2 separate regions of the Mus musculus genome follow, and region 2 is linked to region 1. Evidence: chromatin contacts called from ENCODE POLR2A ChIA-PET data. All regions are on one chromosome and are shown on one strand. Each heading gives the region's core, a stretch centred on a gene start or an enhancer-like site at or near the end of the contact. The rest is flanking DNA. Distances are from core to core; before and after follow the strand shown.

Region 1 (5,926 bases), core at 301-2,800:
AACTCACTATGTATAGACTGTACTGGCCTCGAACTAGGAGACCTGCTGAGTCTGCCTCCAGAGTGCTGGGGCTAAAGGCCTGCACTACCAAACACAACTCACATTTATCTTTTATTTTATTTTATTATTTTTATTTTTGTATATATGTGCACATGTGAATGCAGTTGCTCTCAAGAGCCCAGAACAGTGTGAGGTCTCCGGAAGCTGCAGTTACAGTTGCTGATAACTGGACTCTGGTCTTCTGCAAGGGCATTATCGACTCTTAACTGATGGGCCATCTCTCCAGCCTGCAACCATCCTTTTTTAAAGAGCATCTTCTGTAGTTCTGGATGGGTTCAAACTATGTAGAGGAGGATGACGTTGAACGTCTGACCCCATGAGCGCTGGGATTACTGGAGCATCCTGGAGTCAGAGATCAAATCCCAGCTTCCTGCAACGTTATGCAAAAACTACTGAGTTCTCATTTCTAGCCTTTACTTTTTAGTAAGGACGCTGGTATTCATATTAACTTAAATTGTAACTATATGTGTTTTTACAAGTGGTTCATGTGAGGACCAATGATGGCTGTGTGCCATTAATTGGAGATTATATTCATTCTGTCGCCTTGACATCCGCCCTCGCAAAATATTAAACTGCTTTTTCTAATCTGCGCCAAGTGAGAAACTGAAATGAGTGGGAGGGGCGTAACTATTTTCACTTTTGTCTTCCTGTTTTTTTCAGAGCCTGGGAAAGCAATTCAGAATTTCCAATCTTTTCCAATTCCCACATGATTTCCTAATTTAGAGAAAATAAGTCTTTCTCTGAGTGCTGAAACCTCCTGTGGCCCGGGAGGCGCCTCCTCCTTCTGGCATAGTGGAGGCAGCCTGATGTGTTGCGTCCTCCGGCCAGAGTCCCCACACTCAATCTGCACACCTGCCCTTGGCTTAGATGGCAATTTTTGCTCCCTACAAACGCTTTCCTCATTGGAGCCTGGACTCCTGGGAGGCCTTGAAGGAGATGTTCACGGTGTGACCCTAGCTGGTTCCGGAGATCCCTAAAGATCTAAACCTTAGCAGACAGCACCTATGTGTGCAGACGAAGCCCTGGGGCTCTTCCAGCACTCATGGCTCTCAGGGACTCTTAGAGGTACAGGTGTCTGCCTAGTCCTCGGTCTGCCCCTCTACCCTAAGGCCTGTCGGATGCAGCACGCTCGCTCCGCGAAGCACTCCTGCGCGCAGCCGGATCTAGGTTGGGGAGCATGTGGCCCGTAGCACGCGGGTCCCCAGAAGGCCCCTGCACGCTTAGGAAAACGTGTGGAATTCAGTCACTGGCCTCCGCGGGAGCAGCAGGCCTGGGCCTCTCCCTGCGCAGGGCGAATGGCCGCAGCCTGCCACCAGCCCTGGCTCGGCTCCAGTCCCGGCCAGGGTGACATCACCAAACTCCTGAGATCAGAGCGGGGCGGGGAACGGGACCCGAAATCCCCTAAAAACAGAGTGAGTAATCGCGGGCCCGCCCTCCAGGCGGGGCCGGGAACGGGACCGGGACCCCGAGCGAGCCGCGCTGCGGAGCTTGTAGTCGGGCCGGCCTCGGGACAAACAGCCTCGGCGTCCTCCCGCCGCGCTGCGGTGTCCCCGCCCGCGCGCCCGCCGCACACCTTCCGCGCCCAGCGTGAGTCGCGCACCTGCTCTCGGCCCCCCACGCGCGGCGGTGGCGGTGGCGGCGGCTCAGCGCGCAGGCGCGGCCGGATTCCGGGCAGTGACGCGACGACGGGCGCGCGCCGCGCATTTCCGCCTCTGGCGAATGGCTTTACTTTAGCGCGCCGTGGGCTCAGCTGCGACCCCGGCCCCGCCCCCGGGACCCTGACCATGGACGGTGAGGCTGCCCTCTGGCTCGGGGGATGGCTGCCCTAGAGCTCCGGGGCCTGCGGCGGAATCTCCCCCCTCCCCGCGCCGTCTTCCGCCCCTTTCTGCGCCGCGGGTTGCTGCGCAGGGAGCGGCAGGCCGGATGGTGGCACGGGGCGGGGCGGGCTGCGAGGGGGTCTGACTCAGTTACCCCTCTCAGTGGAGGGCGCCTTGACTCAGTGTCCCTCCTGGGTGGGGGTACGGGTGAATCTTGACTCCGTTTCCTCCGGCTCCCCCCACCCCCGTGTCGATGCGATTAGTTCTGGCTTCCTTTCCGTGTAAGGAAGAAAGTATCTGACTCAGTTTCCCCAGAAGAGGAGAGGAGGGTATTACCCCCTCCTCAGTGTCACTTATGAACGTAAAACAGGCACTGACTCAGTTTCCCCTGGCAAAGGAATGCCTCTGTGTCCCCTTTCTCTAGTTCCCCGGCCTCTGTCAGGGCAGGTTTCAGGGTCTTGGCTCAGTTTTCTTGGAAGGGAGGGAGCTTGGCTCTGTCAGGCCTTCGCAGGTGAGGGTGGGCACTGGAGTTTATTGACAATGTGCCTTGTCTTTCCCTTTCAGATCTGTTTCCCCTCATCTTTCCCTCAGGTAAGTTGGACCATCCATCCTCAGTAGTCAGGGGCTGTCCTGGAGTCGGGGCCGTGGGGATAGCACCTGATGGCTGACTGTGTCACCCACAGAGCCAGCCCAGGCTTCTGGGCCTTATGTGGAGATCATCGAACAGCCGAAGCAACGGGGCATGCGATTCCGCTATAAATGCGAGGGGCGCTCAGCGGGCAGTATTCCTGGCGAGAGAAGCACAGATACCACCAAGACACACCCCACCATCAAGGTAAGCAAGAGCCCCCAGGGGTGTCGCTGGGACACAGATGTGGTGGAACGCACTGTGCAGCCCCAGCAGACTTGCCTCCTGGTCACCGTGCCCTGTGTCTAAGAGCCAGATTAGGGATTGCTGGCCACTAGAGTACTCTGTACTTTGGACAGATCAATGGCTACACAGGACCAGGAACAGTTCGAATCTCCCTGGTCACCAAGGATCCACCTCACCGGCCTCATCCACATGAACTTGTGGGGAAGGACTGCCGGGATGGCTACTATGAGGCTGACCTCTGCCCAGACCGCAGTATCCATAGGTGAGTTCCCTATGGGCTGGGGGTGGTGTGAGGGCAGGGTAGGAGCAGGCCGGCCAGGCAGCTCTTACAGTGTTGCTCTTTTCTAAACACAGGCAGAATCCAGAGTTCTTAACTCTGTCTCCAGTTTGCAAACAGACCTCCTTTGTCTTGAATTCTCTAACAGTTGGGAACTCCTTATCTTCTTAGAGCCACAAACCCTATGGCTGGACAGGCCAGCCTCTTAGCCTCTTGGATCAGAAAGATATCCAAATGGACCCTCCTAGAGCTTAAATACCAGTTGGTAAAACCAGGCGATAATTGTACAGACAGATAGACGAGATACTGGTAGAGAATTATAACTTCCATGATGGAAAGAAAACACAGTTATAAATTAGGAGGAGGAGTCTGGTCTCAGGAAGCTCAAGCTGGCCTTGAACTCGTTAGGGTTCCCCTGCCTCCTCTTCTCAACTCCAGGGGAATAGGCATGTAGCACCGTGTCCTGCTGCACAGGTCTCACGACTTTGGGTTGGAGGGTTACAGAAGGCCTCTGTGCTAACTCTTAAATGGTGAGAAAAAGCAGACAGACCCAAAAGAACATTCCGTGCACGAGAAAGAAGTACAAAAAAAAGCAAGCAAGCAAGCAAGCAGTACGATGCCCTTGGAAGGGGAGTACGTTCCATTTCGTGTGCTTAGGTCTGGGAAAGGAAGCCCCTGTGGCTGAGGTGGGGCACTGGCTTGGAGGCCTGCGAGGGCCAGCTCCCTCAGAGACTTGCCAGTGGGTAAGGAGTGGGAAGCCTAGACATACCTGAGAGCTGTGGAGTTGGGAGGCAAGAAGGGGCTCTGCTGGAGACACAAAACTAATACCTGAGGCCTCAGCTTCCAGAACCTGGGGATCCAGTGTGTGAAGAAGCGAGACCTGGAGCAAGCCATTAGCCAGCGAATCCAGACCAACAATAACCCCTTTCACGGTAGGAGCAAGGGGCAAAGACATTGATCTTCGTGTGGTGCAAGTATCTCTGTCACCTTCCCTGGGCCTCTGCCGCTCATCTCCCTCCATGGCCAACCCAGCAGCAGGAGTGGAACCTTGCTGCCAGCTTGGCACACACTCACACTCTGCCGTTGAGAGTCAGGCCTAGAGAGGGCTCCTGGAGAGCCGTGATGGATCTAGGGTCTTCCTCCCCTTAGACTTCTGTTTTACATCTCCTCAAATCACCTTCCTCTTTCCTCAGAGCTCCCTGGCCCGTCCCCCCTCCCCCACCCCCAATGCCTTCCACCACAGTGTTTTGTTTTTTGTTTTTGTTGTTTTTTTGTTTTTGACAGTTCCTATAGAGGAGCAGCGCGGGGACTATGACTTGAATGCAGTGCGCCTCTGCTTCCAGGTGACAGTGCGGGACCCAGCAGGCAGGCCCCTCCTCCTGACCCCTGTCCTCTCACATCCGATTTTTGATAACCGTAAGTGGCCGGCTGCAGTAGGGATGAGGGCGGGCTTGGGAACTGAATGGGGACCGGGTGGGTGAGGCCTGGGAGAAGAGCTCTGGCTTCCTTCAGTCATCCAGCGCCTTCCAGCTGTGCTGCAGGGGGTGGGGTGGAGAAGACCCAGAGCTGCCCTGTGACTGAAGCGGCCAGGATGCCCAGGAGCCTGGTGGGAAGTGACTGCTTCCCATATCTGGGGTTGGGAAGCTGGTCTGCCAAGAACTGTGCTCAGGACTTTAGGAAACAAGCTCTCAGAGACCAGATCCTTCTAGACAGCAGGAATTCAGCTGTAGCAGCTCCCAGGAAGCTCTCAGATGACCTGGCTGACTTTGATGGATTGCAGTCTTTAGCAGCAGGGTAAATTAAAGGAAAACCAAAGGGCTTCAGAGTCCTAAGAACCGGAAGCCAGGACTAACTGGAAGTGAGGCGGGATGAACCGAAAGCTGAAACTGTGCCGCTAAGGTGGAGGGCGGCAGGTGTGGTCAGAGTGTGTCCTCTGGACTGGAGGATCTCTGGAGAACAGGGACATCCGGCCTTCAGTGTCCCTTCACCTAGAGCCATGCTACCCGTACTGCAGAGAGACTGATCGGGAATTGCCTGACATAGAGAGCAGACAGCAGCGGTCTGCAGAAGTGTGGTCAGCAGGCTGTGGCCTGGACGTGGCGGGCTGGGCGTGGCGGGCGTTAGAGCTCCTGCAGGGTACCCTGAGACCGCTGATGTTTCAGGGGCCCCCAACACTGCCGAGCTCAAGATCTGCCGAGTAAACCGGAACTCTGGGAGCTGCCTCGGTGGGGATGAGATCTTCTTGCTGTGCGACAAGGTGCAGAAAGGTACACACTGGACTCTGCACGGAGAGGGGAGGGGTGAGGCTGAGCGGAGGTGATGAGTGCCAGCTACCTCAGCGGCTTCAGGGAAAGCAGGTGATGTCACAGGGAAAAACATCAGGTGTTGAGGACAACAACCAGTTGGGTCACACATACTAACCCATACTGCCACTGTCTCCTGCAGAAGACATTGAGGTGTATTTCACGGGACCAGGCTGGGAGGCACGAGGCTCCTTTTCTCAAGCTGATGTGCATCGGCAAGTGGCCATTGTGTTCCGGACTCCTCCGTACGCCGACCCCAGCCTCCAGGCTCCTGTTCGAGTCTCCATGCAGCTACGGCGGCCTTCTGATCGCGAGCTCAGTGAGCCCATGGAGTTCCAGTACTTGCCAGACACAGGTGTGACAGCCGCCGCTGCGGAGGGAGGGCAGGGCCACAGCCGCTGCTGCAGAGGGCGGGACCAAAGCCGCTGAGCCCCAGCTAGGAGAGAGACCAGGGCTGGGTGTCTGAGGCCAGCACTAGGGTTTAGATATGCTGTAGTTCATAGCGTGTAATGATTTCTGTCAAAGGCAAGCCACATGGTGGTCCCATCAGACTACACTGTCTAATGACAAAGGTGTCTCAGTGTGTGTAAGTACC
Region 2 (6,535 bases), core at 3,908-6,407, 100 kb after region 1:
CAAACCCTGTCCGCTCAGCGCTCAGCATCCTAGGAGCCACAGGAAGTGTCACAGCTGAGCTAGCCACCATGGCATGTGTCTGCAATCAGAGCACTCGGGAAGCCAAGGCAGGAGGAATGATTTGAGTTCAAAGCCAGTCCGATACATTGTGAAACTCTAGCTCAGAATATAAAAAACTGGCTGGGAATGTGACTCAGTGGTAGCCTGCTTCCCTACTACATCCCAGAGCCTGGGTTAGACCCAGGCATTACCAAAGCCCAACACCAACAGAGTGGCAGAGACATTCAGGGCACTGTCTTTGGAGAGAGACCTTCAGGGCACAGTTGTCTCCCCACAGTTCTCTGTGGCATCATCCATTCTCTTTAGACTTGATGAGCAGCCAAGAGTGATGGCACATGCCTTTAATCTGGCACTCAGAAAGCAGAGGCAGGGGGACTAGCCTGGTCTACATACTGAGTTCCTGGAGAGTCAGGACTACATAGTGAGACTTTGTCTCAAAAAAAGAAAAAACAAAAAAACAAACAAACAAACAAACAAAACCCTGATGATCAGTCCCCTTCTCTGTCACTCACATACCATCCCAGAACTGAGTCTTTCCTGAGAGTCTAGAAGCTTGGCAGAGACAGAGCCCATCCTCTTGAATGGTCCAAGTGCCACCCAGCTCATTGTAGCTCCTAGACCCAGATAAAAATAAAAGAAACTAACGCACACCCAGCTCTGACTAGCAGAGGGTTTTGTAAATATAAGCTTGTTGATCCCTGTTGAAAACTAAGGAAGCACTGGTCAGTGATGGCGCACACTTTTATCCCCAGCACTCAGGAGGCAGAGGCGGGCAGACCTTTGAGCTTGAGGTCAGCCTGGTCTACAGAGTGAGTTCCAGGACAGCCAGGGCTACACGAGAAACCCAGTCTCAGACAACTGAAACCTGGCCCATAGTGCAGCCGGGGTAATCAGTGCTGCGACCTCCATGCCGTACTCTCTCCTTGGACTCACCTGTTATGGCCTCTCTCCAGCCAGTTCCTTAAATGGCATCAAGAGGTTATACACCAAGGGTTCTAGTCACGTCTCCCGCTTTGGCAGGCTGTGCGACCTTAGACAAGTGCCCTGCTCGAGGAATTGAGCAATGCACACATTCTCTGAATCTGGATTCTGTTCTTTTCTGTCTTGCTGACCTACTCACCTACCTTCAGGACGTCACTGCTCATCCTAGGAGCATGCAGAGCCTTACCATCAGGCAGGCAGGCTGTGTGTGCATTGGTCCAGGTTGGTCCCTGCAGCTAACTCACTAGGGAACCTGCATCAAATTGTTTCATTTCTCAGAGCTTTGGATTCCCCTGTGCAATGTCACCTAATGGATGAAATGACATAACCATGTAAACATTGTAAGTGACAGATATTCTTATCACTCTTGATGGAATCATTAACAAATGGCAGCACTCCTGATTGCCTACCATTGCTCTGGGATCTGGAGATAAAACTGCACCTTCTTGAGAGCGTAGTGAGACGTACAATAAACATGTGAACAGAGCAGGTTTCCGGGCTGGGGGTGGAACTCTCCTAGCAGCGCTGCACAAGCCTGGTGTGCAAGCCCAGCACTGTGGAGGTGGAGGTAGGAGAGACGCCATCCTCAGCTACACCTAGAGCTTGAGGCCAGAGATTCTGTCTAAAAAAGGGGGTAGCTGGAAGGTGGTGGCACACACCTTTAGTTCCCGCACTCAGGAGGCAGATGCGGGCAGACCTCGGAGTTCAAGGACAGCCAAAACTACCCAAAGAACCCCTATCTCAAAAAATAAGAGAGTGGGGAAAACAGCACTTGCTTCTCTTGCAGATGACCCAGGTTCGATTCCCAGCAGCCACCCAGTAGCTCACAACCATCTGTGGTAACAGGGGTACAGGAGATCCTGTGATCTCGTCTGGCCTCTGAAAGGACCAGCTGTGCACATAGTGCACACACAACCTGCACACACAACCTGCACACACAACCTGCACACACAACCTGCACACACAACCTGCACACACAAAATAAATATGCCAAAGCAGGAAGATCTGCGCCTTTAATCAGAGCCTTGGAAGGCAGAGGCAGGTGGAGCTCTGTGAGTTCATGACCAGCCAGGACTACATAATGAGACTCTGTCTCAAAATAAATTGTTTGTTTGTTTGTTTGTTTTGAGACATGATTTCTGGTGTAATAGCCTTGGCTTTCTTGGAGCTCACTCTGTAAACCAAGCTGGCCTCAAACTCACAGAGATCCACCTGCCTTTGCCTCCTGAGTGCTGGGATTGAATGCATGTACCATAATGCCCAGCTCTCAAAATAATTACTTAAATTATTTTGAGGAATTATTATTTAAATAAAATTATTTTAAATAAAATTATTATTTAAATAATATTTTAAATAAAATTATTTAAATAAAAATATTTTATGTGTATTAGTGTTTTATCTGCAAGTATGTCTGTGCACCACATGCATGCAGTGCCCAGTGAGGCCAGAAATGGACATCTGATCTCTTGGGACTGAAGTTAAAGATACTTGTGAGCTGCGATGTGGGTGCTGGGAATTGAACCAGGGTCTCTTAACTTCTGAGCCATGTCTCCGGTCCCTGAAAGAAGTCTGTCTTTCTTTCTTTCTTTCTTTCTTTCTTTCTTTCTTTCTTTCTTTCTTTCTTTCTTTCTTTCTTTCTTTTTCCCCCTTTGGTTTTTTCGAGACAGGGTTTCTCTGAATAGCCCTTGCTGTCCTGGAACTCACTCTGTAGACCAGGCTGGCCTCCAACTCAGAAATCTGCCTGCCTCTGCCTCCCGAGTGCTGGGATTAAAAGGGTGCACCACCACGCCCAGCAAAAGAAGTATTTCTAAACAAAAATAAAAATCTGAAGTTGATCTCTGGTCTCCACTAGCAAGTGAATACACACAAACCCCCCACATGTGCACAAGTCCCCCTCCCATATACAGAACTACACAGACATATACACACAAAATAAATAAAAGACAGCTCTGACAGCACACACCAGGGGAGGGACGACAGCTGGGGAAGACCTGCCTTAATGGTCTGGAATGGCCATGGTCTCCTTGGCCTTACAGAATTGTCTTCTACAAAGATGGCGGCTATGGATGGCTGTCAAGAAGGCTGGAAAAGGCAGTAGAGCATGGTGGCCGAGTGTGCTCAGCTGCCTCAGTTTACCCTGCAGATCTGCTCCACTTCCCTGCAGTATATTAGGTGGTCATACTACTGCACTGCCAGGACCAGCAAAATTGGAAACAAGAGGAGATTAGAGATAGCATCTATTGCTTGGGCTCCTTTCTGACAAACTGCAAGGAGGGACTCAGGGGTCTGTTGAGGGCCCACAGTTGTCTGAGGTCCGTCCCCCGCCCCCCCCCCCCCCCCCGCCCTGCAGCTTCAGGTCCAGGGTTCTCTTCAGTTAGCCTGGGCATATAAAGGCTTTTCTCATAGTCTCCTCAATGGTGATGAGTAAGGTCTTCCCTCCGATATTAGTCTGTGAGTACAGCAGGAGGGGGTGTCTTTCCTAGACAGTCTCTCCACCCTGCTTAACTCACCAGCCTGAAGGGTACCAGCCACTCCTTGCTGAGGCCCTGAGAGCCTAAGGAGTCTACCAAAGATCACATCTGTGGACAGTCACTGCCAGACGATCTAAGCTGGACTCATTGCTCCTTCCTGACCCTGAGTCCCTGCAGCAGCCCAAGACAAGGGTTGTCTCCACTCCCACTCACAGCAACACATGCTGCTGGTCATATACTCCTTCTAGAATGTTCCTTTTGGCTTTTCCACATCAAGTTCCTTTCATGTCACTCTGACGCCCCTACTGGGTCTCTGGGATAACTATCTCTCCTCCCTGGTGCACAAGAATGGCAGCTTGCCTGTTTCTGTGGGCCCTTCTCGTGAACTACTGAGTCACCTTTCCCACAGAGTAACATTCCCTGTGTGCTCAGGAATGAGCCTATGTTCCAGTCTGTCATGGGCTCAGGTGTCTCTGCTCAGAAGACTTGAAAGGGACCTCCATAGTGTCCCTCTCCTGTCTTTTTCTCTCACCTGCCAGGGGATGAAGCCAAACCCTGAGACCACATCACCTGCTTCTCTGTATCATTTACTTCACAATGGCGCGACTTTCCACAGTCCCAAATCAAACAGCCACATCCTTCCAAGAGGTGTGCGGTGGGCAGATCCTCATCGGCCCTGATACAGTGCCCGCTGATCCAAATTCCTCACAGTGACTTACATACCCACTCAGACCACAGCTGCACTGCCCTCTGCCCTTCCCACCGTGTTGCTCGCCTGGCTTTTCCTCTGACTTGGAAAGGACAGCGGTTTTTTTTTTTTTTTTGGTTTGGAAGTTTGTTTGTTTGTTTGTTTTCTCACTCTTGACTCTGCAAGACTCATTGCAGTCCTTTTCACCTTTCTCGGCTTCCCAGCATGCCCCAAGGCTCCCCTCATTACTTCCCTTCACTATGGAAAAGCGTGTTTGAAGGAAGCTGTCCCAGACCCCCACAGCCCACCACTCCTTTTGTTTCACAGTTGGGTGACTAGATCTCATTCCATGGGCAAGAATTCCAAGGCTTGGAGAGCACGAGATTCCAAGCCTGGACTGTTTGACAGCGCCTTGTTCCAAGGTGAGCCTCTGCCTACTCTGCACAGGGGAGGGTCAGGTTTACACCAGTTCAAAGGAAAAAATGAATGTAAGAGCGCTCAGCACCACTCCTGCCAGGTGGAAAGTATTCAGTGTTACTGTTGCAACAGTGTTACTAGAGCAGGGGGAGGGGTCCCCCCTCCCAAGTCCTCCTAGATTCTAGCAGCAAGGAATCCTCTTGGGACACAGAGGTCACCCCCTGCCAGCATTGCAGCAGTAGGCTGTACTGAGCAGCGCCTGAGCTACTGAGCAATTCAAGCAGAACTCATCAAATGGCCTCCCTCAGTCCCTCCGAAGCTACCCAAATAAACTCAGCCTTAAAGTAAAAAAAAAAAAAAAACCAAAAAACAAAAAAAACCACCATTAGCTCTTTGGAAAGGTGTGCCTAAAGCCGAGCCCAACCCCCTCTTCCCATCAGATTACCACCCCCTGATTCCCCTGGAGAGGGCCTGGCATGAACCAGACTTGGCATGGTTCTGACCCTGGTCACCCTTAGCCCTACTAAGTTCTTTTGAGTCAGACACTGGATCCTGGGGCTTCCTAGCACGTTCTCACAGTATTGTCCAGATCCGGGACACCACAGCCTCCCCTTTCAGACCAGTGAGTAAGTCTAGCTCTTCTACAGCCTTGAGCAAATTCAAGACCCTTCCCCACCCCCCTGTCAACCCCTGCCCCAGGGCCCTGCTGGGCTTCTCCCCAGCCCCCTGAGCACTCAAGTAGCACTCCCTTCTCCGGCTGTTAGCCTGGGAAGGGGGCCAGGCCCTGAGCTCAGACCTTGGCGATTCCAGAGTGTCTGAGGCCCAGAGCCAGCGCCGCCAGCCAGGCCAGACGAGGGGAAGGGGGGAGGTGGCAGGGTGGGCACCAGGAAGCCCTCTAAGGAGCGGGGGGGGGGGGGGGAACATTGGCAGGGAAGCCAGGTTTCTAGCTTTGTTCTTTCTGCTCTTCTTCTTGAGGCCACAGGGTTCTCCCCGGCCAGTAAACCCTGGCCAGAAGGTGCTCTCTCCTGCTTAAATCCTTTCCTTCGAGAGAAGACAGGACCAGGAATAAGGACCCATGACTTCAGGGCTTCGAGAACCCCTACATGTACAAAGGCCAATGGGCAAAAGTTAACAGACCTCTGATCCTCCAAGCAAGGACCATCTGCCTCGGTTTCCCCATTTTGACCAGGTGGAAAAGTAGTTGGGCGGGGGAGGTGTGCACAGGCCTCTGCACCCCGCCCGGAGGAATCTGGCGGAGTCCCCAGGTGAGGATTCTTCTGGAAAGAACCCAGGTCGGTTCCTGCGCGGGGCGGGCACCTAGGGGGCTGCCCCCACTCCAACCGGCGCCCTCCCTGCCGCACATCGTCGCTTCTCCGGGCAGCAGCGAAAGACGCTTGAACCAGAAGGAAAAAGAGAGAGGAGAAAAAAAAATTGTCTCCCTGGCCCCGGGCCAGCGTCCCAGCCCCCCTCGCCGCCGGCGCGCTCCAGCCAGGGAAAACAACTGCTCACTTCTCCCTGCGTCCTCCCCGCGCGCTCCCTGCTTCCCGGCGGCCGCGGGAGAGGAGCCCGGCCAGGGGGAGGCGCGGAGCGGGCTGGCCGCCCGGCCTTCCTCTCCCCTCGCTCCTCCTCTCCGCCTCCACTTGCTCCGGCCTCCTCGCTGCGGCCTCAGTTCGGGGCCTGGCTGGGTTTCTCCCGGCCAGGGAAGTTTCTTCGCTCTACCCTCAGTGCAGCTTCCATCGCTCTCCCTCGCAACGGGGATCCCGGCCGCTCCTGCTGTCCCCTCCCTACCCTTGGCTTCTCGCCCCGCTCTGCCCTCTGCTACCAACACTCGATCCCCTGCTCGGGCTCGACCTCCAATCTCCGAGGGTCGTGCGGCCCCGGATGCCCGGGCCCCGAGGGGCTGCCCACGGCCTGGCCC

The links. ChIA-PET counts read pairs that join two places held with the same protein, here RNA polymerase II (POLR2A).
Region 2: POLR2A ChIA-PET joins it to region 1 with 15 read pairs in Patski. The contact joins the promoter of Ltbp3 here to the promoter of Rela in region 1. POLR2A ChIA-PET finds 5 or more read pairs at or near these places in 2 of 5 experiments (Patski and embryonic stem cell).

What each region holds. Positions count from the first base shown.
Region 1 is chr19:5,635,991-5,641,916 of GRCm38, forward strand. It overlaps Rela (v-rel reticuloendotheliosis viral oncogene homolog A (avian)), which reads left to right and starts at 1,551. Exons shown (of 11, transcript NM_009045.5): 1 at 1,551-1,851; 2 at 2,442-2,468; 3 at 2,561-2,712; 4 at 2,865-3,013; 5 at 3,869-3,960; 6 at 4,313-4,444; 7 at 5,191-5,295; 8 at 5,474-5,686. The coding sequence starts at 1,845.
Region 2 is chr19:5,735,743-5,742,277 of GRCm38, forward strand. It overlaps Ltbp3 (latent transforming growth factor beta binding protein 3), which reads left to right and starts at 5,158. Exons shown (of 28, transcript NM_008520.3): 1 at 5,158-5,243; 2 at 5,593-6,535. The coding sequence starts at 6,499.